Regions from separate parts of the Homo sapiens genome. Here region 2 is linked to region 1. A link is an interaction called in ENCODE POLR2A ChIA-PET data of the cell type or tissue named here. Cell type or tissue: GM12878. All regions are shown on one strand. Links, peaks and the distances in the headings refer to the core of each region. The heading gives the core; the rest is flanking DNA.

Evidence for each region. Peaks named below come from ENCODE experiments on the same cell type or tissue, not always from the same donor. Only the 100,000 strongest peaks of a DNase experiment are listed, where the experiment ranks them.
Region 2: POLR2A ChIA-PET joins it to region 1 with 5 read pairs; 2 of 35 experiments call an interaction of 5 or more read pairs at or near these places.

The regions. Positions count from the first base shown.
Region 1 is chr15:100,162,909-100,178,855 of GRCh38, reverse strand. The region is part of intron 8 of ADAMTS17 (ADAM metallopeptidase with thrombospondin type 1 motif 17); the gene reads left to right. Among named protein-coding and RNA genes, the nearest start is that of ADAMTS17, 170 kb to the left of the region's middle. In GM12878, for the core only: a CTCF peak has its summit at 8,491; a DNase peak (open chromatin) is centred at 8,355; H3K27ac peaks cover 1,013 bases.
Region 2 is chr15:99,812,002-99,827,948 of GRCh38, reverse strand. It overlaps the pseudogene LOC400464. Among named protein-coding and RNA genes, the nearest start is that of LYSMD4, 87 kb to the right of the region's middle. In GM12878, for the core only: no CTCF peak of the experiment used is centred there; no DNase peak of the experiment used is centred there.

The sequences.
Region 1 (15,947 bases), core at 6,014-11,013:
TTTTTAAGTGTTGAAATAATTCTCAATTTTCAATCCTATATCAAATAAAACTATCCTTCAGGAATGAAGAAAAAATACATTCTCAGAAAAAGGAAATCTAATAGAATTTGTTGCTAGTAAACGGACCCTTAAAGAATGGCTGAAATAAGCTCTCCAAAGAAAATGGTAGGAGAAGAATATGGATCCTTCAAAACAGAATGGGTAAAAGAACAACAGAACAATAGTAAAAAACAACAGAATGGGTAAAAGAACAACAGAACAATAGTAAAAGAACAACAGAATGGGTAAAAGTACAACTACATATTATAGAGTATTCTTAACTTCGTAAACTTTTTAAGTCATATTCTAGCTTTGAAGCATAAGTTATAACATTTCATGTATGTAGACAGAACACTTAAGGCAGTGCATTATGGGGAGGGTATGAGGATCTAAATAAATGTCACATTTCTCTGCTTAACTCAGAGTGGTGAAATGTCAACACCAGTTGGCTGTGATGTGTGTATATGGCAATACCTAGAAGAACCACTAAGAGAACTATACAGAGTGATATTTTTAAAATCATGAATAAATCAAAATCAAACTCTAATTGATGTTCAAGTAACCCACAGGATGTCTAGAAAAAAGAAACAAAAGAAACAAAACAAATAATAAAATGGCACACTTAATCCCTAACATGTCAGTAATTGCTTTCAATGATCTAAAAAAATACTTCAGCTAAAAGACAAACACTGGCAGAATGGATTTAAAAATGTGACCTAACTATCTGCTCCCTGAAAGAAACTCATTTCAAACATAATGACATAGGTAGATTGAATGTAAAATTTTAAAAATTGAAAAAATACATCATGAAAACATTCATTGTGGGAAAAAAACAGGAATCGCTATATTAATATCAGAAAAAGTAGACTTCAGAGGAAAGAAGATTGATGACTGGGGCAAAGAGGGACATTGTATAATGATAAAAAGGTCAACCCACCAGAAAAGATACAACAACCTTTAACGTATATGTACCAAAATAAAGAGATTCAAAATACATGAAACAAAAACTAACCTGAGAGAAAAAGTAGATGAATCCACAATTATAGCTAGATGAATCCACAATTTTAAAAGGCTATTTTCAAAACCTCCCTCTCAGCAATTGATAAAAATATTAGACAGAAAATTAGCAAGGATATAGAACCAAACATCAACCAACAGGATCCGACGGACATTTATAGAACACTTCATCCAACAACAGCAAAATACACATTCTTTTCAAGCTGTCATGGAACATTCAGCATTATAGACTATATCCTGAGGCACAAAGCAAACTGTAACAAGTTTAAAAGAATTGAGATCGTGTAAGGTATATTCTCTGACCTTATAATGGAATCAAACTGAAAATCAATAACAAAAAGACAACAGGAAAATCTCCGAACACTTGAAAATTAAATAACACATTTCTGGATAAACCATAAGAGAAGAAACTTCATTGGAAATAAAAAATACATAGAACGGAATGAAAATGAAAACCCATTTTATCAAAATTTGTGGGATATAGCTAGAGCAGTGCTGAGAGGGAATGTATAGCTGTTAAGTGCTTACATTAGAAAAGACGAAAGATTGCGAATGAATAATTGCTAAGTTCCTACTTCAAGAAATTAGAAAGGCACGCGTAAAATGGTACAGCCGCTCTGGAAAAGTTCCTTTTAAAACTTAACGTATGGCCCAGCAATTGCACTGTTGTGCATTTATCCCAGAGAATTGGAAAGTCATTTTCATGCAAAAACTTGCACATGAATATTCATAACAACTCTATTCTTCTTAATAGCTCAAAACTTGAAACTACCTAAATGTGCTCCAATGGGTGAGCAGTTAATCTGTGGTACAGTCATATCATGCAATACCACCTAGCAATAAAAATGAATGAATTATGGGCACACACAGCAATGTGGATGAACCTCAAGGAAATTACACCAAATTTTAAAAAGCTAGTTTCAAAAGCATACATAATGCATGGTTCCATTTATATAACATTTGTGAAATAACAGTTATTGAGATGGAGAGCAGACTAGTGGTGGCCAGGGTTTGAAGGATAGGGAGGACGGTGGTTATGGTCATAAAAGGGTAGTCTTGTGGTGATGATACAGTTAAGTTTCTTGATTGTGGTGGTTACACAAAGATACACACGTGATATAATTGCATAGAGCTCTACACATATGAATGAACGCATGTATAAGTGGTTTAATCAGAACAAGTTTTGTGGATCGTACCCAATGTCAGAATCCTGATTTTGATATACTGTAGTTATCCAAAATGTTACCATTGTGGGAGGCTGGGGGAAGGGTGCATGCAACCTACCTGTGTTTTTCCTTTCCATAGCTATACAGAGAAAAGATAAAATGCCTTGAGCATCTTTAAAAAATCCAGATGTCCGGGTCACACTTCGTACCAATTAAGTCATGATTTCTGCAGGTGGGATTTAGGCATCTGTATTTTTTTTTAACTCCTTAGGCGACTCCAACACGTAGCCTAGTTTGAGAACCTGTGCTCCTTAATGTGAGCAGTTGTCATAAATGTCATCTTCCTCCTCCTCGTTAAAGCAGCACTGATAGAGCCCTTCCTCTGTGCCATGTACTGTTTGAAGCACCATGCATTCATCATCCCATCTCACCGTCAGTAATAACCACTCTTCTTTCTTCACTGCTGTCGTTAGGCCTCCTTTCCCATTGGAGAGTGGTTGGCCACTGACCGGTGGTTCTGAAAGCATAGAAATGCAGACCTTCCTCATTCTTTTACCATCCACCTCATGAGGGAGTTTGCGCCTGTGGCCTGGGCAGCAGGGCCTGGAAGACAGATCACGGGGCAGGCCATGGTCTAGGGGTTGGTCCCCTATCTTGTTTCGGCTGCCAAGTTTCATAATTTCATTATTTCTTATGTCCTAAAAAGAAAAGACTTGGCTGCCAAAAATAAATGTTTACATGCCTGTGACATTGAGAATGATGAATCTGCCTTGGGACTGGAGGGTGTGGAAGAGAGGAAAGACGTGGAATCTTGCCAAGCAACAAGCAGGCAGGCTCCGTTGCACTCTCGGGGGCACCGTTCACACAGACAATGAGGTCACCACAAGCTGGAGTTGACACTGGTGAGATTTGAGGAAGGGTGAGATTTGAGGAAGGCTGAGAACGAGCTGGTGGTCTCCTAGGACTGAGAACCAAGAGACAAAAGGGGACCAGAAAGAGTACAGATGACCAAGCCACATAAATTCACCTCTGAGGTCAGAGTCTCCATCACGCCCTGGGGTGCATTCCTTCACCTAGAAGTCAGCTGCTGTTCAGGCTCCCTTTATGCATTAAGAGTTGAAATGTTGGTTTTCTTTTCCTAAAGAATTAGGATTCTCTTGAAGGCCTTAACATGGGACTGGGGGGCATACGACGTTTGTAGATGCATGAGCGCTCTACTGCCTCAGTCCGGTGAAATCATGCCGACCTCCTACCTGAAGCAGAAGGAAAATCCTTAGGCCATGCCGGGTGACCAAGGATAAGGACAGAAGGCTGTTCCTTGGACAGCTGCTGTTCCAGACCAATTAGTCTCTGCTCTGTTGGTTGCCAAATTTGGCACTAATTTCTTCCATAAACACAAGTTGAAAGCAGACATTTAAATAAAAGGCAATATCAGAGTTACTTTTTTAAAAAGGCATAGGAACTGGAACAGCTGAGTACCCTTGCTTTTTCTGATTCTTGTTTCACTCCAAATGTGAGATCGAATCCCTTCAAAGCTGGGTTGCAGTAGGCTGCGAGGGGAGGGTGAGTTGGCGGGCAGGACTGGGAGATGCTGGAAGGTGGGTGCTTCTTCTTTTCCCTGATGCTTTCTGCCCAGGGCTGCATATTCTGGGAGGCATGGAACCTGCTGGTACCACCCTTTATTGACACTGGGAGGCTTTTTTGTATGGAACACCTTTTCCTTTTACATTTCAGATGAGATTTTGTGGAAAGAGCCCCTTTTCCTGTCTTAACGACCCATTATCAACTACAAAGTTGCTGCTAGTAAAAATATCTACTGTCGTTCATGCAATCCTTTCAGTGCCTTGCTTGAAACCACATTCCATCCTCCTAACATGAACGTTGCTTTGAGCCAAAATCCAGAGAGGGTTTGAGGACAAGTTGTGTACACAGTCATTAAGACAGCCAAAAGAATATATTTTTATCCTGTGAAATGAATGCCGGTTGAGCAGCAGTGATTACTGCAAGAAGCTATAATTTATACTAGGAGAAGTGAATATTTGTTTAAGGTAAAAAAGTATTGCTTTAGAAGAGCCTCAAAAGTATATTTAAAAAGTAAACGAAATACTAGTAACAATACTCCCAAAGATGAAACTGCATGGAAATTTCAAAAACGAGCCCTTGGTGTTAGAAAAACAGTGAATCTGTACAATACCCAGGATACTTGGTACAGAGTCGCACAAACTAGGGTTTAGTAACCTAGCAGCAGTGTGATTACAGTTCCTGAACTTTGTTCCTTAGAATATTCCCTGTCAGGGCAGACTATCTAGATGAAACATTGGGGCCTTGTATTTTAGTTGTGTCCAGAATCTGCCAACACTATTGCCCTCCTCTGTCTCACCCAAAATTGGGAATCTGAGCAGAAATAACAGTGAGAATGTTGACTTTAACCAAGAAATGATTATCCTGAATGTTGTGTTGCCTAGCTAAGAAGTCTGTGAATTGTTGCCATTGGTTATCAACTCGGCTTCTCCCTGGACTTTGTGGGAAAAAGGAGAGAAGCTTAAATGGGACCAAGAGCTCTGTCACATTGTAAAGAGGGGGCTTGATCTGTGTTTTCCAGTAAGGCAGGTAGGGGACTGTGCCTGGAAGATGTGTGAAGGTGGATCTCAGCTCAGAGTAGGAGAAAGCTGCGGCTCTGGTCCTGCCTGAGCTATTCACAGACAGCCTGTTTCTAGTGGTGATGTTTGGCCTCAGTGGTACACTAGACTCACCTGGGAGTCCCTGTAAAATTCAGATGCCTGGCCTGTACTCCAAAGAGCCTGGTTTACTTGGTCTGAGGTGGGCCCCTGATATTGGTGTTTGGTCTGAGGTGGGCCGCAGATATTGGTGTGTTAAAAGTTTCCCAAGTGATGCTCACATGCAGCCAGCAGTAATAGCCACAGTGGGATGCTTACAGTGTAATCGAGACATAGGCTCAGTAGCTTGCCACTTGCAGAGTCCAGTGAATAAGAGAGAGGTCTGGCATAAAGAAAGCGACTTTTTATTCCAAAGTTCAGCTTAGTGGAGGAAGGACAGGCTTCCTGCCTTAAGGGTATTGCTTCCCTTTTGGAGCAGAAAGTGAGCACTTTTAAAAGGCAGGAGAGGAGGTAAGTGAGCAGGTGGGGGTTGGCAAGCTATCTTGGTGCCTTGTCTACCAGGTGGTTGACTTGGGGTCCTCATGGGCAGAAATAGTTTGTGAGGGTGTCCAGAAACTCTAGCAGGCATACTTTGGGTTGTAAATCGACTGTTCTCTCTCAAGGCAACCTCCTGGTGGATGAGAGTTCTGCTCTGGAGCTTCTAAGCACATAGATGAACTTGCCCTGTAGGGAGTGTCTGGTGAAGAGGAGGTAAAAGACTGTAATTGCATTTCTAAAAAGCTAAGTAGGGAGTGGGGGAAAAGAGGAAAGAGAAAAGAAAAGAAAAAAAATAATTAAACTATCTTAGAAAAATGGAGTACTGGGTTAAAATAGTGCAAGAGTTCCTCACCAGTTGTGGACCAGCAGCATCAGCGTCACTTGGAACTAAATAGAAGTGTGAAAATCCTCATCCATCTCCCCACCCCACCCCTTAGACCGCTTGGGCTTAGTTTTCCCAAGCCTTCCAGGAGATTCTAATGTGCACAGAAGTTTGAGAAGCACTCTTCTACACTGCAGCAATGGCTCTCAAACTTTGATAGATGTTGGAAACAGAATGCTTGTTCCTTTGTTAGAAATACTTGTTCCTCGGTACCTCAAGGAAAAATTAGCATTCAGACAAAAAGTTTTCTCAGCAAGGCAAATTTACTGTCTGCAGAAAGGGTGCTCCTCGCAGTTGGAACAATGGTGAGAGCACACCAGAACAAGGGAGGGGTGCGGGATCTTATTCCTAATGCAGGTAGCCCCTACTGCTGTGTTGTTCCCGTATTGGCTAGGGTGGGACCGCACAGTCTAAGCTAATTCCGATTGGCTATTTTAAAGAGAGCAGGGGTCTAAGCCAGAGTGGTGGGGTGAATAGTTTGGTGGGAAGGATGGTTAGGAACAGGTAACTAAAGGTGACTTAGGTCAGAGCAGGTGACTGGGATGAATCAGGACAGAGGAGGTGACCAGAGGTGAGTCAGGATGGAGCAGGTGACCAGGATGAGTCAGGATGGGGCAGGTGACCAGGGGAACAGATGTGAACTACTGATTAAAACTGGTGGAAAATTTTGTTTACTGAAACTATGAGGAAGTTAAACTTTAAAATGGAGGACAAAGAACTGAACATATTAACGTACTGATTCTTTGAAGAAAAATTTAGAATTCACTGCATCCAACAATAGACATGAGAATCACCTGGAACCTCTAAAAAAATCCACATGCCCAGGTCATGCCTCATCCCAATGAAATCAGAGCCTGTGATTGAGGGAGCCAGGCACCAGTGTTTTCTAGTATTCTCCAGGGGATTCCACTGTGCAGCCACACTTGGGAACCAATGCTTTGCGGAAATTGAGCTGGATCCTTCCTGGTATTAAGGTTCTAGACTTTGCCTCTGAAATTCTGTCCTGTCTCCCTAGTGTTAAGTTACCTCAGGCAGAACATGAATGGTCTGAGAGCCTGGAAGGGATTAGTGTCTACATTGTTGCTGGGGGAAGTGGGTCTGCTTGCCTCTGATTTCTTATGTGCTTTTCAGAGAGGGATGATAAGGGGATTCTGTGCTGACTGGGTGCTCTCAGGCACTCCCAGCCACTTAAGTAACACAGGCAGAGAGGCCATAGTTCCACGGGGTTAAGACCTTTTAAAAGAAGTTCTTAGCAGCAGAGAAGCTGTTTTTATTTTGTTGGGTCCGTTGGTTCCATTCATTTATGAACATTTACCAGCCCCTTCCATGTGGTGAGCACTGAGCCAGGCTGCCGGGAGGTTCTGGGCCATTGAGGTGTAGAGAAACATGACCAGTCCTGCTTTTGGGGGTTCTCCAAAGACCTTGAAAGGCCACTGGGGTGCTCAGGAGCTCAGCTGGAGGGATGCTGTCTGCTGGCGAGGACTGGGGCTGCTGCAGGAAGGATGGGACCTGCAAGCTGGGCCCGCCAGAGGACAGTGGCATCCAGATGGGGGCAAAGGCATGAGCAAAGGCACTGGGGTACAGGGATGTTGTGGGAGCGTGCAGGGGTCAGGGTTTGTGTCACTTGAGTGACAGCTCCCTCAGGCCCCCCTAACCTGTGACATGCATTTCATAGCCCTGCGAGGTGGGATGGAGGAGGATGCACTCCTGCCCCTGCTCCCACCCCAGCCTCCTGGGCAGGGTGGAAAGGCAGCCGTCCAAATAATGAGGCCATAAAGCCCCTCATGGCATTTGGGTCTTAAAGAAGGAAGGAAGGAAGGGGGTAAGGCCATTAGGAGCAGGAAGCAGTCTGTCCTTGCACTGTCTGCTGCCCAGAGCATCTGTCCCATCGGACATCCCTGGGAGGTCTTTGAACTTTGGAGGCAGCAGGCTCTCTCAACTGCAGCCCCTCCTGCAGGTGGGCTAATCCCCTCCTCCAACTGGCCTTTGAAGGGTATAGGAAGTGCTGGGGGCTGGTTCCTACTGCCCATTAAAATGGCTTCCCCTAGGAGAACCAGTGACAGAGGCTGCCCCTAAGGGGGGCAGCAGGCACCTAGGAAGCTGGTGTGGGGGATGGGCTCAATTTTCATCTCACAACCCTTGATAGCCTTTGAATTTCTACCATGTACTTATTTTAGTGACTCAATAAAGTAACGGGTGCCACCAGCCAGGCCTTCTCCTGCTATTGGCTGAGGTAAACCCTCCCTGAGAAATCTGCCAGTCAAAATTGTCAGTAGAAAGCTTATTCAATCTCAGCTTCCAAGGAATCCAAGTTGCTAAGTGTAGGTGGAATTGGAAAAATCTTGTCTAGTGCAGGGATATAAGCAGTTTAAAAGGGAAACAAAAGTACTTGCTGTTCTTTTGTTTCTTTGTGGGAGAAAAACAGGCTGATAGAAAACCAATTGACCTAGAGCATTTCCTCTGAATAAACACTTTTAAAAGATGTTGTTTTGAGAGCTGACTGTGAGGTTTACCAGAACAAACCAAATTTCATCTTGAAATCCGCGAAGGGACTTTCAATGGTTCCCAATTTGATGTATCTTTTCAAGTTTCTGTGGCTGGATTATGCAAAGGTAGAAACTTTGAGGTAGGCCAGAAGGCTGATTTCAGCCCAGCATTTAGGAGTCCCTGCGTGCTGAGGGACTTTCCGCGGCTGGCTGTGAGGCCGTGGGCAGGTTGCTTCTCTCTGGACTTCAGTTTCCACATAGGTTCAGATGAGGGAGCTACAAGGTCCCTTTAAGTCTCAAACCCTGCAGCTCTTTAAGGCCTGTATCTCAACTGTGAAAGGAGTTACCATTCTGCAGCAGTCTCCTGGCAATATGTTTTTAATGTACAAAAGTTTAAGGTAACTAAAAGGGGAGGACGGATGAATGTCACAAAGAATTCAAAGTTCTCTACCCCCACCCCATGCCCCCCGCCATCGTTCCCAAGCCCATGTGGACTTGGTGCCCACGTAACATCTCATGGTGCCAGTCACATCACGCTTCCTCTTCTAGCCTCGGGTGTATGTGGGAAAGTCAGAGGGTAGGCACAGGTAATGTCTCGGACCTGTACTTATGATAAGAGACTAGGAGGTGTCCGGGAAGAAGGGAACCAACCCTGAACCCCGCCTCCTGAATGCCCTGGAACACTGAGTGCCCCCGGGAGTGGCCCCGGAGAACAGAGGTGTCATTGCTTCAAGCTGGTCCAAGATTTTAGCTGCTTCTCAACACCTGTTCTCCCCAAAGCCACATCCACGCTGTGTTGCAGGCGAGTCCCAGTGCCCCGTGACCAGATGCCCCCGGCTTTCCACCTCTAACCCCAAGAGGGATTTTCCTGCTGGTTTCGAGCATGCAGTTCACAGTACCTGAGGGCTCCCAGCCTCCACGTGGCCACTTCCGCACAGCTTAGCAGGTGCCGGTTCTTTGCTCTCGATTGAGTGTGGGGGCAATTGCATCCTCAGTGACTGCACCGTGTATGGAGGTTCAATGCATGGGCTGCCCGGGCTCAAGCTGTGCTTGGCCAGTTACCTCAGGCAAGCTTCCCAACTTCTCCTGGCCTCAGTTCCCTCATCTGTGAAGTGGAATAATAATAATTCATGAGATGATATATGTAATGAGTAGTGATTTTCACATTGAAAACAGTTCTCTTTCCCAGGTACTCCCCACTTGGTGGGCATGAGTGCCCCTTGTAGAGTATTTTCCTTTCTCTGCTCTGTCAATATTGTTCCCACTCTCAGCATCCCATTTAGCATCTGTGTTGAGGGGTGGCTCCACCTTTGCCTGTACCTCAGGGGCATGTTCCATGTGCACACACAAGTGCTTAGCGTCATACCTGGCATGTGTTGGGCAGTGGAAGCTGTGCTGGTGGATGGATAAGAGCATGAATGGAAGAAATTTAGGGTATCTGTTCAGGTTCTCTGAATGCCTTGGGCTTCCCGAGGCTCTGACCTGAATGAGTAGCAACCTTCACAGACCAGGAGTGTATGAATCCCCACCTCTAAGGGAATATGATGAACACAGCCCACAGTGGTGATACACCGTCAGTTTTACCGTGCCTGCCCCCACCACCACCGCGCTGGCCACCACGATGCCCAACACATCTGCCATTATAGTCGCCCCTCCGGGGAATGTGCTAAGGCAGATGATGTTAAAATACAAAGCACCTGGGGGGCAAGGGGAGGGTCCTCTGAATCAGGGACATCAACGGGAGGGTAGGAGCAGACAGCCTGGGTGCAGGACATTGTTGCGGGGCTGGGGATGGGAAGGGAAAGAATCACATCCCCCAACCCGCAGAGCTTGGGGTTGCAGACCCCAGAGGATGCATTGAGTGGGGAGATTTGCCTTGACCTTCTGATGTGCTTGCCTTGTAGCACTCCGCAAGAAACAGATACTGAAGACTTGGAGTGGCTGTAGACTTCCCTAAAACTGAGGAATTGCTCTCCACGTACACATGATTTTTGCTACGCACTGTTAGCAGCAAGTTCCTCCTCGACACCTGGAGGGTTGACTGTTAGCCTGGGGTTTTCATCTTCAGGAGCTTTTAGCCATCTTTCCATTTCCTGCCCTGTCCCAGCCCTGTGTCTGCAGCACCATTAGATGAATTACTCTCTAGGCTCAGAAGCAGAAAGCATATTCTTATTCTCACCAAATCGCCCTGTTTCCTTCAACAAAGTTCCATGATAACTGACAGCGCTCTGCTCCAGCAGTCTTTCCTTGGCAGAGCCTTGGGAGTACATTTCTCTAAAGAGAAGCACTTTGTACTCTTCAGCTCTGCTGTGTTCTTGCTTAATAAGCCGTGCACGTGGTCTTCTGATAGAGCCACCCTGAAACCAAAATCCAGGAGGTGGTTCCTCCCGTCATTCGCAGTGCACCCTTGGCAGACCAGGAGAGGTGAATGGAGCCATGAGCTGCATCCTCGGAGCCCTCCCTGTCTGCACACCTGCCTCTAACAGATACAGTGGGGCCTGAGGAAGGCCCGCCGCAGACTTGAAGGGGGAACAGGAGTCCCAGAAAGCCAACACGTACCCGCCTTGTTCGTCCTGCGGTGTTTAGAGTGGGAGGTTTACACGGCTTCGCCACTTTCTGGCAGGTCATCTGGGTTTTTTTGCCAGGAGCATTTCTGTGTCCTGGGCCAGAGCAGGCCCCAGAAGGGAGAGCAGCTCGGGCCCTGTGACATTCATCACGTGCATGGGTAGTTTCAAAAGAGCTCAGTGCTTTCATAAATTTGTCTTCCTAAGTAAAAATTAGGTTTTCTGCATAAATTATCGTCCTCTAAAAACCTAAGGAGAGCCTCACAAGACCTTTTCCCATAATTATCTCCCTTGCTCTGCCGCATTGAATTTCGCCATACGCGCTTTTGTAGCAGATGAAAGCACATTCTTTGACTAAATTCATTAGAAACTGAGAAGATCCCAGGTTTAATTACACTGCATGCCATCCATAGGAAGGTGCCTCGGGGGTCCCCCTTCCTGCTTGAGGTCACATTTGCTCTCCAGCATCCTGTCACTGTCCACAGCACACAGTGCAGCCCGGTGGTTTCTCCTTCACTTGGATGCAAAGAGCTTTTGGTTCTGACTCTTCAAGTCTAAGAAATCCACAGCAGCCCTGGAATTGGGAGGGTTTTCACGGATGACGGCATCCGCACGACCATCTGGGAGGGTAAACTGGGTGTAAATTAAGATCACGTGAAGAGTCAGTACGTGATAACAGGCAAAGGGCTCCCTTTTCTGAATGCCCACGCTTTCAGCTCCTGATGTCTACACCTGGCCACTAATTGTTCTCCAGCTGTGTTATGAGATTGGGTTATTTCTCCAAGTATCTGTGAGTAATTTGTGGGCAAAGATATGCTATGATGATATCCAATGAGGTGATATCCAGGGCTCCCACCTCAAGTTAGCCAATCAGGTTCTCACTTAGGCTTGTGTGGTCTGGGTGCTAGCAGTTAGTCACTTGTGCCTATTTAAATTTCTCTTAATTAAAAATTAGTTCCTCGGTCACACTAGCACATTTCAAACTCTTAGTAGCCACACGTGGCCAGTGGCCACAATATCAGGCAGCCCACATAGAGACTTTCCCGTCATCGCAGAAAGTTTTATTGAACAGCACTGGCCTAGGCTACATACCAATAGCCTGCTGATTTCTCTGTGATCCCCACCAGGCCATGGGCTTCCTGCAGAGGCTGTGTGTCACTCACTGCTATGGGCCTGGTGCTCTGCAAAATGCCTGGTGCAAGATGGTGCAAAATCTACTCTTGAAAGAATGAAGAACAACTACGCCTTAAATTGTGCCCAGCCTTCTAGATCAAGAATCATGAAGTTATTCCCTTCTAGATTGGAAACCTTTGAATAGCCACCTGGTTCATGCCCCTCATCTCTCAGCTAGGAAAACAAGCCCAGGAGTTTAGGAACCTTGCTTAACATCCCCATAATAATTATTGTCAGGTCTTTAACCATGATCTCTTTCTCCTTGGACTATTGCACTGTAGCAGCAAGGAAGGCTTTACAAATGATTATTTACAAGAAACCTTCCTTAACCTCATCAGGGTTACCTACCTATGAGTAATCTGGAGCAAATGTATTCAGTGTGCAAACATTAGTAGCATTTCCAGTCGATATGGGAACAGGGCAAAGGTGCCCATGTTGTAACTGATATTTAATATTATTTTAGAAGTCCTGTTCAATTTCATAAGGCAAGAAATAAGGAATATAGAAAAGGATGAAGCAAAATGAGAATTGCCTGTATATTGTAAAAGAATCATCTGAAAAGCCATTGGAAGCAGTAGATGTTCATCATGGTATTGTATCATAAGACCAACATGCAGCAATCTGTAGTTTTCCTAAGTACAAGCAATCATTACAATAGAATAAAAAGCAGATCTTATTCACGGTTTCAACCAAAGATATGAAATACCCAAGAATGATGCTAATAGGAAATGTAAGACCGTCATGATGCAAACTAAAAACATTTGCCAAGGTCATTCAAAAAAAGCCTGGCAAAATGAAGAGGTGCCCTATGTCCTAAGATGGCAAGACTCAAACTTCTAATGATGTGATTTCTCCCCAAAGTAATCAGTGTATTCAGTGCAATCTCAAATTAGAATGACTTTTTATAGAATTTGACAAGCTAAAATCATAGGGAAGAATAAAATTCTCAAAATACCCAAGGCCATTCTGGAAAAAAAAACAAAAAAGAGAGAAAGGAAAAAGAATTGGTTCATTGCTTCTACTCCCTCTATTTGTCCTGAGGGGGGGCAGAGGTTCTTCTTAACATCCTACAGCCTTTTCACCTGAACTGGCTTTGTTCCCTCATATCACCTGGGGAGGCTATATTCTTATTCCATCATTATGGCATCATTCTAAACATCTTCACAATTTCTAACTGGAATCAGCTTTAGCACAGCCCCTCACAGTAGAATGGTTTCTCAGGTCAGAAACTAACATAACTTCATGGGTTTCTTTTCTGTGAAATATTTCAAATCTTTAACTCAGAGTCTATTCAAGTCATAAGGCCGTTTGCCTGCATTGGCTCTAGATGCATTTTTGGATGCTCTAAGCAGTGAGGACATTGTGGGAAGGAGAATGGGAGCCTCCCAAGCAGGTGCCACTCATTTGGGAGCCTGTGTCATTGCGTGTTCATATTGGGACCATCCTATCATGAAGCCATGGCATGCCCAGGAGGCATTGGGGGGAGGCACGCTGTGGGTATCCTCTGTCCTATGTGCTGATGGTGCATTACATAGACCTAGGTGCTCATATGCTGCTTTCATGTCAAGCCATTGATTGATCCCAGTCCTGTGTCCAGCTGTGCTCTGAGAGCTGATGGAGTGGAGAAAGGTGAGACCAGCTCACTCCCTAAGGACTGTCTTTGTCAAGTGGGAGCAAGATCAGAGTGGCAGGAGCTGGTGAGCCCATGGAATCTATTAGGACCAGAAAACAGCATTTCACAGAGATGGCAGGAGCTTCAGCCCTATAGTCCAATGTCCCTTGAGCTTTTACCAAGTCCAGGCTACTGCATACACTCTGAAGCAAGGAGGAGTGTGACCTGCCGCATTCAAACCTAGATCTACTGTTGGGAGCCAAAAAGAATGGGAGGCTGTGCCCTAGGCCACCATCTTCATCCCCTTCCTATGGAGAGCAACACATGGTATAGATGAGTGGTCATTAGTGATTGTCCTTCAGAGGTGTCCTGAGGGCATCTGCAGTCCTGGATGGGGGTAGCCACTTACCAAGAACAGTGGGCCTCTAAGACTTAAGCTTTACTCCAGGAGTCTTACCACAGTCCCTAAACCACATCTGCTAGAACAGACGTGTTGTTCTCTTAGCTCATTGCAGAGAAAGAACGGGAATAAAGGCGTTGAAGTGGGGTGGGAACTTTTCCTTTCCCCGCCAGTCCACCTGCCTTATAGTATGACTTCCCTCCTTAGGCCACAGCTCTCTGAGAGCACCTGAGTTTTCAGCTCGAGGGGCTGCAACTTGCTTTGCTCAAGCGAATGTGTGTGCTTAGCAGAAGCAAGGCCATTCTTCTCCACTGTGCCTACTACTGCCAGGCACTTTGGTGGCTGTTTTCGCATGTGACCCTGACCCCTATTCCCTTAGAGAATGTAAACTCTGTATTCTCAGTGCCTAGAACAGGATCTGGCATGCAGAAGGCGTTCAACAAATACTTGTTGAATGAATGAATGAATGACATTCAGTATTATTATCCCTGTTTAGTCATAGATGAGGAAACTAAGGCTCAGAGGTATGTTTCTTTCTCAAGAGGCAGAGCTGACATTTTCTTCTAGGTTGGTCTGACTGCAAAGCCAGGGATGCTTCTAGATGGGAAGGAGTACTTTGTATCATCCTCCCTGGCTGCTGACACCTTCTCATCAAAGCCATCAGGACATTGGAGGCTGGCTGGGACTTTGAGCTGGCCACTGTGTATGCACGTGTCCCTGGAGTGCAGGGGTGGAGGAGGGTGTGCTGAATACGGGAGACTAAGCAGCTAGCGCCTGGTGCCTGATACTGTTAACTTGTCTGGGAAAGATGGTTTCAGAGAAAGAAGGCCAGCTAGGAGTGCAGATTCTGCTCTTCTGCATGACTTGAGCAAATCACTCTACTCTTACAGCCTTCAAAGGTGCTCAGCAAGAATAGGGGAGATGATGGCCGCTTCTATCCCTGTTACATCTGGAGGCTGTGAAGACACACTGGTAAAATAAGTGAAATGCTCAGACAAAGTGGTAGTGGCCCAGTGCACTGCACCTTGACAGAGCGAGAGTCTAAAGTAAGGGTGAAAGGTGAAAATAGAATGGTCCAAATGATCTTTGAAAACTTCCTAGGAGCTACCATATTCAACTGTGTCTGTCTACATCCTTCATACCCAGATTTCCTGCCACTGTTGGAAACAGCAGCCATTTCTTAGAGCATCAGATAGAATTTAAACTTCACTAGCCAAGCGTGGTGGCGTGCACCTGTAATCCCAGCTACTTGGGAAGCTGAGACAGGAGGATCACTTGAGGCCAGGAGTTTGAGGCTGCAGTGAACTGTGATCATGCCACTGCACTCCAGCTTGGGTGATAGAGTGAGACCCTGTCTATTAATTAAAATTATAAAATTTAGATTTCAAATATTAAGACTCCACACCTCCTGCCCATGTTGTATAAAAAAAAATGTGGATCATGAAGCACCAGAGTCACCCTCAGCATGGGGTGGTGCTTGCAGCAAGAAACCCCAAGAGAAGGGTGGATACATGGCTTTATCTCACACACTCTCAGGGTGTCAGTGTGCACAAGCAAACACACGCTTGCTGACTGGAATAGGGGACAGAATCTCCCGTGCTTCATTCTCTCTGTCTCTCTTTATCTGTCTCAATAAGTTGAATTTTTGGTAAAAGTTAAAAGCCTACTTGATGTGAATCTTGTAAATGTATGGAGATGTATGTGTGTATATATGTACGTACGTGTAAGTGTAGGTATATACCTGTCCTATATACCTATAGAGAACTATATAGAACTATATAGTTATATGTATACACATATATATACATATATAGTTATATATACACATATATATACATATATAGTTATATATACACATATATACATATATAGTTATATATACACATATATATACATATATAGTTATATATATACACAAATATATACATATATAGTTATATATATACACATATA
Region 2 (15,947 bases), core at 6,590-11,589, 350 kb after region 1:
AAATTGTATCCAGAAAAATAATACAACTTAATTTGAATATACAAAAATTTCAAATAATGACTCATATATGCTCAGTAAGTTTAATGTCTTGACTTTAATCACATCAAAGACTTCTTATATTAATATAATTTTGTGCATATGCAAGGGTTTCACTTCTGTATGTAATCAAGAACTCAGCTAAGCTGTTTATCCTCTCCATGTTCTTCCAGAACATTCTGCCTTAATGATCTAATTCATGGTTACTTCCGACTCCATTTTTTAATTTCACCATTACTATGCATCTCATTTACATTTTATTTCCTGGGCCTTTCCTCCTTTCTCAAAAACTACCCAGAGATCATGACAGCAGCCTTTTCTTGACTTCCACACCTTACACACACAGGCACACACACACACTCTTATTTTCAGAAATATGTGAATAGGGGAACAAGTATTGCTACATTTTATATTATTCTTGACAGATGAAACTGGGCACCTGTTTGCTGTATATCATAGGCTTGGCCAACATCAGGCAGATGCTGCCCAGATGTCCTTTCTTCATCTAGAAACATGGAGCCATACTGGCCACCTCACTTTCCTCACACCCTCAACTGAATTGTCCCCAGGTCCAAATCAGCAGTTGAATCCATTTCCTTTCCTTCATTTTCCTTTCTGCTACCCAGGCATTTGTCCTCTTGGAGAGCAAGACGAAGCCTTCCTCCCTCATGCTTAATCTGCTCCAGTGGCATTAGCCTACACTCATTCCTCAAAGAGAACAGATCCTTCCTAACTCAGAATTTCACAAAAGGCACCTACCCAGGAGTCCTCGCCACTCTATTCCGCCCCATGTCCCTTCAAATTCAATAGCCATAGGTCTTAGTCTAGAGGTGACACCTCTGGGACAATGCACCTGAAGCCCTAGATAAGGAGTTTTATTTGCCATCAAACATTCTATGTTTTTCTACATGACGTTTATACAAATACTTTTTGTTTAAATAATTTTTAATATTTTAGTCCCTCTCCTCTTAACACATAAACTCCTAAAAATCAGTGTGTTGCTCACTACTGATATCCAGCACCTAGCACAGTCCTTAGCATATGGTTGGAACTCACTGAATTTCAGATTTATAAAGAAATGAATTGATGGATGTTGTACGCATGTGTGAGGAGCCATGTGGAATGTAAATGGCAGGATACCTATGTGTAAAGTTCTCAGAATCAAGGAAATGGTGCTAAACTGGCAGCCAGAAAGCTAATCCATATGGATGTCAAGGAGACGAGGCTTGAGACACAGAGCAGTGAGCAATGTGAGGGATCCAAAGACTAGGGAAGTCCCACAGGAATACGAGAGATGATTCAAAGAACCCTTGGTTGTCCTGAAACACTGCTTTGATTCGTGGGCTAGAGGGCTGAAGACAAGTGCATGCAAAGTGTTTTCTCTAAATGTCTCACCAGCTTGTGTTTTGAATGTATGATTCCAGAACTATATATCACCCATCTCTCGGTGCTGTTCAGTTCTTTTCATCCTGCTAAATCTTTTCTGCATCTCTATTTAGATGATTTCTCATTCTTTCCATCTGAGACTGAACTAATGGCACAAAGATGGTTATTTCCATGTAAGGATGTTACTAAGAAGAGTATATAGGGTCTAGTTAGCAAAAACAGACCACAGAATTTTTTTTAAAGTCTGCCCAGCATTTAAGAAGATATCAGCCTGTTCTCCAAGTCTCCAGTCCTATCTCTTATGTCTACCAGCCTTTAGCCTTTTTCTTTTTCTAAGGATAAGCTCTCACTTTTCAAATTCTGTGTGACATTCTTAAGGCCACCTACATGAACACATTTTCATCTATTCCATCTTGCAGTCCTGAAGCAGTAACATGACTACCTGTTGTGGCAAAAAGGCTGCTCCTTGGTCTGATCTGCATCTTCCAGGGAACTTGCTTGGCAGCCTGCGATCCATCAAATTTTCCCCTTAGTAAATCTCAGAAAAAGATCACCCATAAGCTTAGTACAGGAGTATTCTGAAGTTTGACTAGTATTTTAGAGTGCTGTAGATCCTAAGATGAAAGCAGTAAGAAAGTTGAAAAAATAGTATTATTTATTCAACAGGCATGCTAGAAATCTCAGAGCTTCCCTAGTCACTATTTTCTGTCCTATGCATGTAACATAAAACTCTGCAAAATTAGAACTGAGTTCTCTGTGAAGACATTCAGAAATAAACAAGACCAGCCTTGAAGGGAAGGCCTTGTAATCCGTGGTTTATTCTCCTTTTCTCGTTATGGCTGATGGCAGATTAGAGTAGGTGCTCAGCCACGGATTCACTGAAATAATGCTTTAAAGTCTACTAATTCTTAGAAATCCTCCGCACTTTCAATTACAATGAAACTATCCATCCATTCCTCTAAAATTTGTGAGTATTAATCATTCTATGTTTCTAGCTTTTATTCTGCATTTGTGATCCCTTTGTACTACTTTTTCTGTTAGGATACAGTCAAGAAAACTGAAACCATGGTAGTAGGTAGGTACTTTAAAGACGGAATTGGATACCAGATGTTAGAAGGCTCTAGAAGTACTTGAGCAGGAGTAATTGTAGACATCAGTTTACCTTAAATGGGCAGAATTCAGATAGATAACAACAACAACAAAAAAGAGACTGTGGAGGTTATTCATAGTGGGCTAATTTGTGTGGGAAAAAGAAGTAGGTATAAATCAATATATTCTAGTATCTGTGAGATAACAAATATGAGAAATTTTTTTCTAGGCTAGTTGGGTAAAGTTTAAAAGTGTTGTGCTTTATCCTCTAGACAATTGAGAGTAGTTGCCGTATTTAAGAAAGATAAATAAACTGTTCTGTGTGCAGGGAAGATAGAAATGGAAGACATTGGAAGCAGAGAGAAGCTAAAGGAGAACGTTCACATTATCCTAAAGTGTTAAGAACCTGAATGAAACTCATTGCAAAATCATTGCCAGGGAATACAGTGCAGGGACTGACTCTAGTAGTGGATGAGGACAACTCACAGAGAGAAATCTGACAATCCATGTTTAGCAGAGGGAAGGAAGCCAGGAATAGTTATTAATAAGTCCAAGACTTCAGTTTTGTTTTTTTGTTTTGTTTTAACTCCCAGCAAGCTAAACTTGACAATAATGTAGCTCAATTTCTCCCTACCTCATTTTCTTAATCTCTATAATCTTGCCCCAGAAAAGCCGTTTACACCCTAGCTCAGAAAATTCTGTATTAATTTGTCTTCATAAGATTGTAAAATTTTCAAAACTGTCTATTCATGATAATTAGAGAAATACAAATCAAGACCACAATGAGATGCAATCTTACACCAGGCAGAATGGCTATTACTAAAAAGTCAAAAAAATAACAGATGCTGGCAAAGTTGTGAAGAAAAAGGAATGCTTATACACTGTTGGTGGGAGTGTAAATTAGTTCATCCATTGTGGAAGACAGTGTGGCAATTCTTCAAAAACCTAAAGACAGAAATAGCATTTGACCCAGCAATCCCATTACTGGGTATATACTCAAAGGAATATAAATCATTCTATTATAAAGACACATGCATGCATATGTTCACTGCAGCACTATTCACAATAGCAAAGACATAGAACCAACCAAAATGGCGATCAGTGACACACTGGATCAAGAAAATGTGGTACATATACACCATGGAATACTATGAAGCCATGAAAAAGAACAGAGATCATGTCTTTTGCAGGGACATGGACGGAGCTAGAGGCCATTATCCTTAGCAAACTAACACAGGAACAGAAAACCAAACACCACATGTTCTCACTTATAAGTAGGAGCTAAATGATGAGAACTCACATGGACGCATAGAGGGGAACAACACACACTGGGGACTTTCAGAGAGTGGAGACAGGGAGATGGGAGATCATCAGGAAAAATAACTAATGGGTGCTAGACTCAATACCTGGATGATGAAATAATCTGTACCATCAAAATACTGTCCTCATCTTAAAAGTAAATAGCACTATTTTATTTAATAGTTTATATTTTGGAATCCTAACCAGATATTTTTTCCTTAAATTTCAAGCACTGCATTACTTCCAAAGACATGCTATGGGTATGTGGAAATTATATCAAACATGAGTAAATTTTGTTGACCAAGACTATAGAAATAACAATACCATCATATAAAGATACTAATACAGACATTGTTGGTTGGTGAAAATTACCCCCAAATGTCCAATGCCGTGAGTATACTTTGAATAGCTACTTAGTTTGGTTTTTATTAACATTATATGAAGGTTATTTCTAAGCCTGCAGACATAATTCGTAGAATATACTACTCCGATATTTGAGAATGTACTACTTAAATATCTGGATATATTTATTCCAAATATATCTCCACTGTGCTTTTTTAGAAGATGCAATTGCCATCACAGTAAGATATTGCTGATTCAGGTGAAATTTTTAATTAACTAGAAAAATCAAAGAATGCAATTCTTTTTCAAGATTTCTTCAAATAAAGAAACAAGCAAGATTAGGCTGTGGTGCTGTGAATAACACCAAGAAGTACGGAGTCGGGCAAGCCTCAGGTTCAGTCACAGTTCTACTGATAAGCAGATAATAATTCTAAGGGTGCGTTTTTGTGTCTTAGGTTTGTGGATACCTATGGTAGCATTCCACAGATCAACATTGAGCCTACCCCACGACTATTCAACCTGCCCATTATTTGGGTAGCTTTCATATAACCAGTTAGAAAGAAAACATCTATGAAAACTACTAAAGAATTATATATTTTAATTAAGGGTACCGAACATGGTCAAGTTAGAGAACAATACAGTAGAAACCTTCTATTCAAATATAATTGAGACCAGTTTTTTGATAGTTAATCTAAAAAATGAGTTAAGGAGGAGGATCACAGGGTTAAAAAAAAACCACAAATGTAAATTAATTGGCCAATATTTTGATATAAGCCCAGGACCCTTTGATTATCACTTTATTAACTGGAGTTTCTATACATTGTCTTCTTTGTATAAATTATTATCATAACAAGTCAATTAGAATTCCAAATTTTTATTTGTTTAAAGTAGAACAAAAATTTAAAGTAACAGAAGTGCAAAAACCTTTTAGCTTATTAAAATTGTTATTATTCTAATTTTATAATTTTTTCTTAAAATTTTTACATTGCTTAGCCCTCACATTAATCAACTTAGCTTTTTCTAATCTTTTCAAGACCCAACATATTTTTACATAAATAGCACCACTCCATTATGACCACATCACTGATTTTATTTATGTCACCAAAGACTAACTTGAATACAACCTAAATAAACTGGCTTGTAAATAAGTTAACATAATGCTAAGTTGAGGCAATAGACATAATAGAAAACACACTGTTATTTTATAGGGAGAATGTACAGTGTCAGTTCATTTAACAAATTAGTTAAACACAACTCAACTACAACAATGTCAATGAAAAGTAGCAAATTCTGTTTTTGCTCCATGGACTTTACAGCCAGTGAGTCCTGAGAAAGAAGAGATAATTTAAAGAGCTTCATTGGCAGGTGAATCTGTGCTTGGCCTTTTAGCTTAGAGAATGAAGCTCCATATTAAAAGCAGAAGAATAGTGAGGCATCACATGTGAAGAAAGGAATCAGAACAGACATGCAGGGGCAAAAGTAGCCACGGTCTGCATTCTGGCTCAGGAGGACAGTATGTGTTGAAGAGCAAAGCTTAGAATGGGCTGATGCCTGTAACCTCACCCCATCCCATTGCTTTATCTACTCACAGATTGCCCAGAAAATCGGGCACCCCACAGTGAGAACAGGAACTGGGCATCCCAGCTAATCTTCAGCTGGGTGGGTCTCATAGGGTGGTCAGATTTGAAAAAAATAACAATAGGCTTTGAAGAAAAAGACTTGGAGATGAAGCAGAATGCTCCTGCCAAAGCTTTCCTCAATTGACATAAGAGGAACAAGTTTATTTCCCAAATTAATTATAGTATAATTTACCAGGTATCCAAATAAATTTGTTTAGAGACTAAGAGTTTTCCCCTCAAATAATGCCTGACCATAATTTTACATATAATTCTTTTATTCAGCAAATGTTCAATGTATGTTTGTTTTATACCAAACACTTTTTAAGGAATTAGGAATACCATTGTGGATAAAATAGACAATCTTCACTAAATGCTTAGTTATGACAGGAGGCAAACAAATACATAAGAAAGAAAATAATTCAGAAATACAGTTTTATGCCTAATTATATCAGGTGATAGTAAGTACTGTGTCCCCAAAACACTTACTCATTTTCTCAAACTATTATAAAACAGGGAAGGTGCATAAAGAGTGCTGGACATGGGACTGAAGATTCTGTTTTAAATATGGTGGCCAGGGAAGTCCTCACTGTGTAAGAACATTCCAACAAAGACTTGAAGGAGATGAGGGAAGTCATCAAGTGGATGGGAAAAAGAACACTCCCAGTAACAGGACCAGCAAATGCAAAGACCAGAGGAGAAAGACTGCTTTACTTAAGGGACAGCAAATAGGTCTCCCTGCTACAGCAGAGTAAATACAGTGGAAATGGTAGAAGAGTTTTTAGTTGTAAGGCAAGAAGGGGGACCAACCATGGAGAGTCTTAGATGTCATTGTGGAGATTTCCATTTTGCTGGAGGTGAAATGGAAGCCACTGAAGGCACTTGAAATGGAGGCTGATATGGTTCACAGCTTTAATAGTCTGCTGTCTGCTGAGATAAGAATTGACTATAGGACAAAGGGTAGATCTAGGTAGTGAGATGTTACTGCAGTCACCTAGGAAAGAGCTAGGATGATTTGAACTAGAGTGGTAGTAGTAAGAGGTGGTCATACTTTGAAAATATTTTTAAAGTAGAGTTGACAGGATTTGGTGATGAATTTGGCATGTGATGTGAGTCAAATTTCATAGCCTCAGCCAAACATCCCTATTTAATTACGTTTAATATAATGGAAAAGGTGGGGGAAATGGATTAAGAAAAGAAAGAAGTTTGGCATGGGAAACAGTAAGGTGAAGAAACCAGTCGGGATGTTAGATATCTAAATCTGAGTTCAGGAGTTTTGAATGCATACAAAATTTGATCGTTAGCATGGGGCTAGTATTTGAAACCATGAGACTGGACAAGATCATTTTAGTTTAGTGTATTTCCACAGATTATATTTCAAGCATCATGCTAGATACTTTAACGTTTGGCCATTTTAAAAGCCCACTGGTAAATTTCACAGGAATGAGGATTTGACTGACCTGTTTTTCTCAGCTGTCTGACCTCAGTAGGATGCATTATTGTATTGTATTTAATTCCCTATAAAATTCCAAAATATCAAAATAAGGCCTGTATTTATTAGCAGGATTTTTCAGATAGAACTATACTACTTAATTTCACAGAAATATCCTTCCCTGGGGTGATGATACTATTATATCACCAGTCATGAAGTCATGCTAACTTGTAGGCAACAATGGAGCTCACATTTTGATCTAAGCTAATTAGCATGCATTACTTAAATTATGAAAATGCACACTTTCAGGGGGCAGACAGATTTTATTAATTCTGAATTATGTCAAACTATCACTTAATAATTCTCAAGGGCCCAACTCTGGCAAAACCAGATGCTGCAGTGTATGTGTTTCCTATTCTCTTCCAACTTTTTTCATCATGTTTCATCAGCAAATGCTATGAAGTCTAATTAATTTAATTAATGGATCTCAGGGCCATTGGACAATGCATTTACATGAATTGCTCTGTGAAGGAGCTCTGTCTTGCTCTCTCTCTCTGCCCACCCTTTCTCCCCCGCTTTCTCTTTCAAGAGCAGAACATTTTGGTGAGCTCCAGTTAACTGGCTGAACTAAGCAGCGATCTCTTAGGTAATGATGCACTGCTAACAAACCTCAGCATAGACTATAACACTACCACTAAAGCTTCTGTTCATGTTGTTCTAGGGCTGATAAAATGGAATATTGTAATCTAGCTCTGAGGAAATTTGAGATTGTCTCATGTTTTCTCAGTTAAACCAGAAAATAATTAATTATAGGGAAGGGACAAGAACTGCCATGGCAGAGCCAGGCTGAGAAATAATTTCTGTTCACTCTCAATGTATTATCTGCTTTGTCCCTAGAGGCTCCCTTTTGTTACTCTTATATCAAAATCTCACTAAATTTTCCTGCCATCTCAACTCAAAAATCATACCTACAAAGAGCTAAAGTTTTATCTTTTTGCTTTTGCAAAAACTCTGTGCGAGCTATGAGAGTGTAAGCTTTATAGTTATATACAGATGTTTTTATTTATAATATTTCTCCTGCAAAACAGGATTAGAGAAAGTGAACCAAAAAGAACATGTAATAAGATGAATAATGAATAGAAAAATAAATTGCTCTAAAGACAAAGTAAAGGAAACTATAAAAGGGAGATGACTAGAACTATTTAGCAAGAAGAGACCTCATTCTTTCCATCAAATAGTGTGGTGTAATTTGCACAATGCACCCAATGGTTAATGAACACATATTTGTTGAGGATATCATTAATAAATAATACAACCAATGAAAAACTAATACAAAATATTTTTACTCTGCAGGAAGTAACTATTAGGTAGGTATTGTAAATTCTAACTTTAAAAGGTAGAGGAAAATATATATTGATCTGACTCATAAATTCAACAGGAAGACACAGAGTAACAATTACTGCAGGTGAATTTCAGCTCTCAGTCTATCTACCAACCAGTGTCACCAGGAACCTTCTTCAGACCCATGTATCCAACTGCGTATTTATCTTTTGCACCTGAATATCCCTCAGATATCTCCATTTAATTCATCTTCTTCCTCCAAACTGGACAGTATCCAAGCAGATCCAGAGAACTGTGAAGAGCTATTCTAGTCTCCGCCCTCTCCCCTGTTGCTGATCCAGTTAAGAGGGCCAAAGAATGTAGTTGAGAGGACATCAGCTCTGTATCTAGTAGCATTTAGTTTTAACCTCATCCCTTCACTTAAAATTGGCATGGCCTTCAGTAAGCGATTTAACTCCTCTGAATATCAACTGATAAAAGTAAAAATAAAAAAATTTACAAAATTAATTGTAGTGAGGATTAAAATATCATGTTTGGTACATCATGAGCTCTCGATAAACAGTTGTAGTATTGTTATTCAAACTGGTACACAGGCCTATCACTTCTCTTTCCTTTTAGATCTGTTTTTTTTTTTTTTCCTTCTGTTCTCACCTCTGAATGTCCCAACCCAATCTCTCTTCCTCTATCACCTTTTTAGGAAATCCATCCCCACCCCACTCACCCCACCACTCCTCACACTCCTTTCTCTCCTACCCTGGCCTCCACCACAGCTCCTCCATCCCCACCTGTAATCCAGCCTCTAAACCACTATCAGGGCTGCGGTTCTGAAGTGCAAATCTCATCATGTTGTACCTTATAATATCTTTGAATGACACCTATTTGTCTCATGATAAATTCTAAACTCTTTAGTTTTATGTGGACCATGACCATTTTTTATCTGACCCTGTCTGTCTCTCCCTAATTCTCATTTCTCTCCACCAAATACTCCACCCTTGTACTGAACAACGTGCCTCTACTTTCATCTCTTCATACTTATATTTTTTCCTTGATCCTTAACTTTGCTCACAATGTTCCTGCCATCTGGAATAGCATTTTCCCTACTGGCCTGGAAAATTTGACTATTCCTTTGTGGCGGAATTCAGTTTTCACTCCCCCGTGAGTGACCTTCTTAGGACAAATTGACAGTATCTTATATTGTAGTCCCACAGTCCAATAGGCAGTCTTCAAGTGTCCAATATGACAGTGCATGATATTTGTTGTTTATATGCCTATTTCCCCCACTGGCTTTGAGAAACTTGAGAGATTGTTGTAACCATTTGTATCTACAGTGTCTAGCAGAGCATGCATCTATTTGTGTTTTGAATGAGTGAGTGAATTAATGAATGATGAGAAAGCAATGACCTATGTTTTCTCTCTACCTCTTACACGAGATTATAAATAGACTGATTCAACTGAAGATTCCAGGTCCTATTCCTTTTGCTGTTGTTATCGTATACGTTAGCAAAAAGCTTCATCCTTTCCAAAAATTTCTTCAGTGGTAGCAATAAATTCAGTGTCTTCTGGAAGCAACATTGTGCTCTCTTTCTCTCTCTCTCTCTGATTTGCCTATTGCTACTTTGCATAGTATGTGTTTATGACTTTATCATTCGTTACAGTACATGTAATAGGAGCCCTGCTATTTCTTCATAAGTGGTTATGAAAAAATATTCATACTTGCTTATGTTTTGTGAACATCTATATGTGGTGGAGCATATGTTATTATAATCTTACTTTAAGTGGAAATACAGTTTAAAGGATTTTCTCTTACTGTTCTTAATGTAAAGCTTCTAAATTAGATATACAAAAGCGCTCATCTAGAAGCTAATGGAACCACAAGCAAAACACAGAAAAAGGCTTACCGAGAACAAATTATAACAAACAAATGTTAGTTTTATTGCAATAGAATTACTGAATTAGTACATGATGGAACAAAAGATCTATAACAAGTTTAGATGTCAGTAATTTATTGGACATGGATTGTATGTACTGTACCCACAAAATTCTATCAAATTGTTTCTATTTCAAGAAATTTTCAGTTTATTCATGTTCAACACAAAAGTTAATTATACATGAAATATAAACTGAATGGAAAACATTGGCATTGTATTTCCTGGCTTTCTGGGAAGAATGTGGTAGTAAGGTTAACATGGAAATGCAAGAGAAAGCTCTTGCCTCCTCTCCTTGTTCCCAGGATAGGACAAAATACACATGGCCAAGAATGAGAAAAGTAGGACAGAACCCAATGTAGTCAAGAGAGTTATGACCCTGAGGTGTGAGGTAAGATCTGGCCCTGGGAATGTTGACTGACACTGCAATATTTAGTGTCTAGACTGGAATGATTAGCTATGAAGTGGGTTAACTTGGAGTCTTTAGAGATGGCGCTATTCCCAGAAAGATAAATGAGATCCAGTCCTAGGACAAAAGGACAAACATCATTGGTCGGAAAAAGAAAAAATGACTTAGAAAAAGAGAGAAAGAGAAACCAAATGTAGAGGAGAAGAAGAAATCCCAAGGATGGAGACCAAAGGGTTTCCCAGACAGTCTGTTCCTTGGGAATGTGAGTTACACAGCAGCCTGGAAGATGATGTTACTTCCAAGCCCATGATTCTGTCTCCATGACTTAGGACACTAGTCACAAAGAAATAGAACATACCTTTCCCTTTCTAGATATCATTGTCAGTTGAAGAACTGCTACTCATGGCCTGCTAGAGTGAAACTCATTGGTTCTAGGAATGAATGAAATTGGACCTGCTGGAGGCTTTTAATTATTATGTGGGCATCAGAACTGATGAGGATTGATGTGGGTGTTATTTCAATAAAGTGTTACAAACAATTCATATATGAAAAATTTACTTTTTCTTAATTTATAAATACGCTAATATAGTATTTCAATGTTGTTATTCAAATTAAAGACCATGTGAGTTCTTAGACACAATCTCTCACTGTGTATTAATTGCAATAAGACATTGCAATAACCACATATATATTATATATATATATAAATTAATAGACATTACTTTTTGAGCTGTTTTAGGTTTACAGACGGTATTAGTGAAAATTAAAGTGCGTGTCCATAGACTCTCTCACCCCACCCCCATTTCTCCTATTTTTAACATCTTATGGTATTTTTAACATTAGCATGTTACATTTGTTACAAGTGATAAGCCAATGTTGATAAATTATTTTTATCTAAAGTTCATAATTATATTAGGGTTCACTCTTTGTGGTGTCCATTTTATGGATTTTAACAGGGTGTAATAAGATGTACCCACCATGACAATGTTACACAGAATAATAGTTTCACTGCCTTAAAAATCCCCTGGGCTCTACCTAGTTATTCCTCCTTTCTTTCCTCCCCAGGAACCCCTGGAAATGACTGATCTTTTTACCGTCTCCACAGTTTTGCCTTTTTCAAAATGTCATATACTTGAAACCACATAGTGTGTAGGCTTTCATATTGGCTTCTTTCACTCAGTAATATGCATTTAAGGTTCTTCCATGCCTTTTTGTGGCTTGATAGCTCTTTTTCTATACAGAACTGATTAATATTCCATTGTATGGCTACACCATAGAGTATTGGTCCATTTGCCTGTTGAAAGGTATCTTGGTTGTTTGTTTTGGTAATTATGAATAACACTGCTACAAACATTTGTGTGCATGTTTTATGTGGGCATAAGTTTTCAACTCATTTGGCAAATACCAAGGAGCACAATTATGGAATCATAGGCTAAGAGTGTGCTTTGTTTCATAAGAAACTGCTAAGCTGTCTTCCAAAGTGGATGTTCCATTTCGCATCCCCACTAGCAATGAGTAAGTTATTTCTGCTCATTGTTTTTACCAGCTCTCAGTAGTGTTGGTATTTTGGATTTTGGCCATTATAATAGCTATGCAGTGGCATCTCATTGTTTGAGTTTGCAATTTTCTAATGACATATGATATTGAGCATCTTTTCATGTGCTTATTTACCATTAGTAATATGTTGCCATCAGTAACTTTCCTTTCCCTTTCCATTGCCGCTGAGATCCAGCACTTTTTTTTTTTTTTGAGACACAGTCTCACTCTGTCACCCATGCTGGAGTGTAGTGGTGCAATCTCAGCTCACTGCAACCTCCACCTCCCAGGTTCAAGTGATTCTCCCTGCCTCAGCCTCCTGAGTAGCTAGGATTGTAGGCACCCGCCACCACGCCTGGCTAATTTTTTTTTTTTTTTTTTTTTTAATAGAGAGGGGCTTTCGCCATGTTGGCAGGGCTGGTCTTGAACTCCTAACCTCAGATGATCTGCCCTCCTCAGCCTCCCAAAGTGCTGGGATTACAGGCATGAGCCACCGCACCCGGCCATATCCAGTATTTCTTAATGGAAACTAAAACTTCACCAGTTACCACATTTTTCCCCATATATTTGTAATAAGTTCCAATGTCTGATAAGGCAAGTCCAACCCTCTGCATTTTTAAAAATTAATCAAGTTATTTATTAAAAATATTCTATGCACGTTTTAGAATCAAATATTTTATTAAAATCAATGATCATATTAGATTTATTGGAAAAATAATGTAATTTAATATTAAGTTATCACATTCATGAACATGATAATTTTCTACTTATTTGGATTTCCTTTAAGATCAATTCCTAAAATTTTCTATATAGATGGTTTTAGGGTTTTTTTTTTGTAGCTTAACTACAAGATACTTTGTAGTGTCTGAATTTTTATTACAGTTTTACACCTTCAATTCAATTATTGCTGATATGGATGAACTTTTTTTTCAGAATCTATTTTAGATTTAGTGGGTACATATGCAGGTTTGTTACTGCATATGGGATACTGCTTGATGCTCAGATTTGGAGTACAAATGTATCGATTAACCAGATGGTGAACATAGCATGCAATACTTTTTCAACCCTTGTCCTTCTCCTTCCATCCCTCATCTAATAGTCTGTTACTTTGTACTGTTTGCTATTATAAATTGGGGGGAAGCCATTATTATTATATATTAGCTTCAGAACAACTAGATTCAAGTCACAAAAACAATTTCGCACAAACAACTTTAGGAAACACTGCTTTGAAAACAGTAATCTGAATTATACCTGAAGCCACAGAAGCCAAATATTTACTAAAGGTTCTTTTAAGAAAAACAAGTTGGCCGGGCACGGTGGCTCACGCCTATAATCCCAGCACTTTGGGAGGCCAGGGTGGGTGGATCACGAGGTCAGGAGATTGAGACCACCCTGGCCAACATGGTGAAACCCTGTCTCTACTAAAATAAAATATAAAAATTAGCCGGGCATGGTGGCACGAGCCTGTAGTCCCAGCTACTCAGGAGGCTGACGCAGGGGAATGGCTTGAACCAGGGAGGCGGAGGTTGCAGTGAGCTGAGACTGCACCACTGCACTCCAGCCTGGTGACAGAGCAAGACTTTGTCTCAAAAAAAAAAAAAGAAAAAAACAAGTTGTATGGAAGGAGGACATCATTAACAGTATATCTCTTCAATAATGGTTTATTTTACTATTCTCATTCTTCTCATTCCTCTCTTACTATGTCCCAAATCCCTTCACAGGCTAAAAGAAACTCTTCAGAATTAATCCTATTCATAAAGAACACCACTTACTGAGTATTGCATTTTCTTCTTCAAATTCTTCAGCATACATTGGGAATACACCCTATGGACCATTTTTATGCTTTTAGTTTTGGGTTTTTTTTTTTTTTTGGCTAAAGAAACTGCAAAAAAAGATTTAGGACCTCATTCTATTAGGTTAGTATTTATCTAGTAAACTTCAGCATAAGCTAAATAAAATACATGTTGTTGCTCTGGACTGAAACCCCTCAAAACCATATTGTAAAAATTACAAAAAAAATTAACTGAAATCATGTTTTTAAAAATCTTGTAGATGACAAGATATGATATATAGTAGGTTTAAGTACCTATTTCAACGGTTCCCAAAGTGGGGCCCTCAGACGCCCAGGTCCAAACTATTTTAACGTGAATACTAACATGGTGACATTTGCTGTAACGGTGCAAATACAATAGTGGGTAAAAATGCTGGTACTTCAGCACAAACAAAGGCAGTAACACCAAACTAGTCATGGTATTCTTCACTATGCACAGGAAAGGTTTAAAAAGGAAGGGCAGGCTGGGCATGGTGTCTCACGCCTGTGACCCCAGCACTTTGGGAAGCCGAGGCAGGTGGATCACTTGAGGTCAGGAGTTTGAGACCAGTCTGGCCAACATGGTGAAACTCCATCTCTACAAAAAGTACAAAATTTAGCTGGACATGGTGGTTGCATACCTGTAGTCCCAGCTACTTGGAAGGCTGAGGTAGGAGGATTGAGCCCAGAAGGTGGAGGCTACCGTGAGCTGTGATCATGCTACTGCACTCCAGCATGGGTGACAGAAGAAGGCCCTGTTGGAAAATAAAAAGAATGTCTATGATGAAGCAGTGAAAATTGTACTACATCTTCATCCTTGAATATATCTTTTTAATATTTCAAGTGATGAAATTGGAAGTACACATGAGCATTTCTACAGACTGCCTGAGAAAAAACCCTCATGTGACTAAGTTGTGAAGTGAATTAACCACTTTAATGGAATACCATTTTTACTTGAAAGGATGACTGACAAACAATGTTATTTCAACTTGGGTTTTTGGGAGACATTTTCTCAAAAAATGAGATTTTGTCAATTCAAGAAAAACAACAGACAGGCCATAATAAAATTCAATAATAAAATTCAAGCTTTTGAACAAAAAATTAGAATTTTAGAAAACTTATATACACCATAGCTTTCCAAAAGTATTCTGATGAGATTGATGGTGATATTGATGAATGTATTTTGATATTATATAATCAAATGTATCAACACGTAGAAGATCTTGGTGAACCATTATTTTCTAAATGACCAATGCACGATGTTATAATATCATGCAAGGGTAAAAGATCCAAAGTTCAAGAAAAACCAAGTTTTGATGGAGTATCAAAAAAGAAGCCTAGGCAACATGGCAAAACCTTGTCTCTATAAAAAGATAGAAAAAATTAGCCAGGTGTGGTGATACACACCTGTAGTCCCAACTACTCTGGAGGCTGAGGTGGGAGAATCACCTGAGTCCCCAGAGACTGAGACTGCAGTGAGCTGTGATTACACCACTGCATTCCAGCCTGGGCAACAGAGCAAGACCCCATCTAAAAAATATATATATATTATTTTATATATATATATATATATATATCTCCACAATAATCTAAAATGGCTATCTGTATGAGATTGGACATTGTTCACATTTTTTCAAGCAAATATCACACAATAAATTGAATGCAGATGAAAACGACATACCAAACATCAAAGAAATTTGCAAAAAACGTAAGACTGTGCTACTTT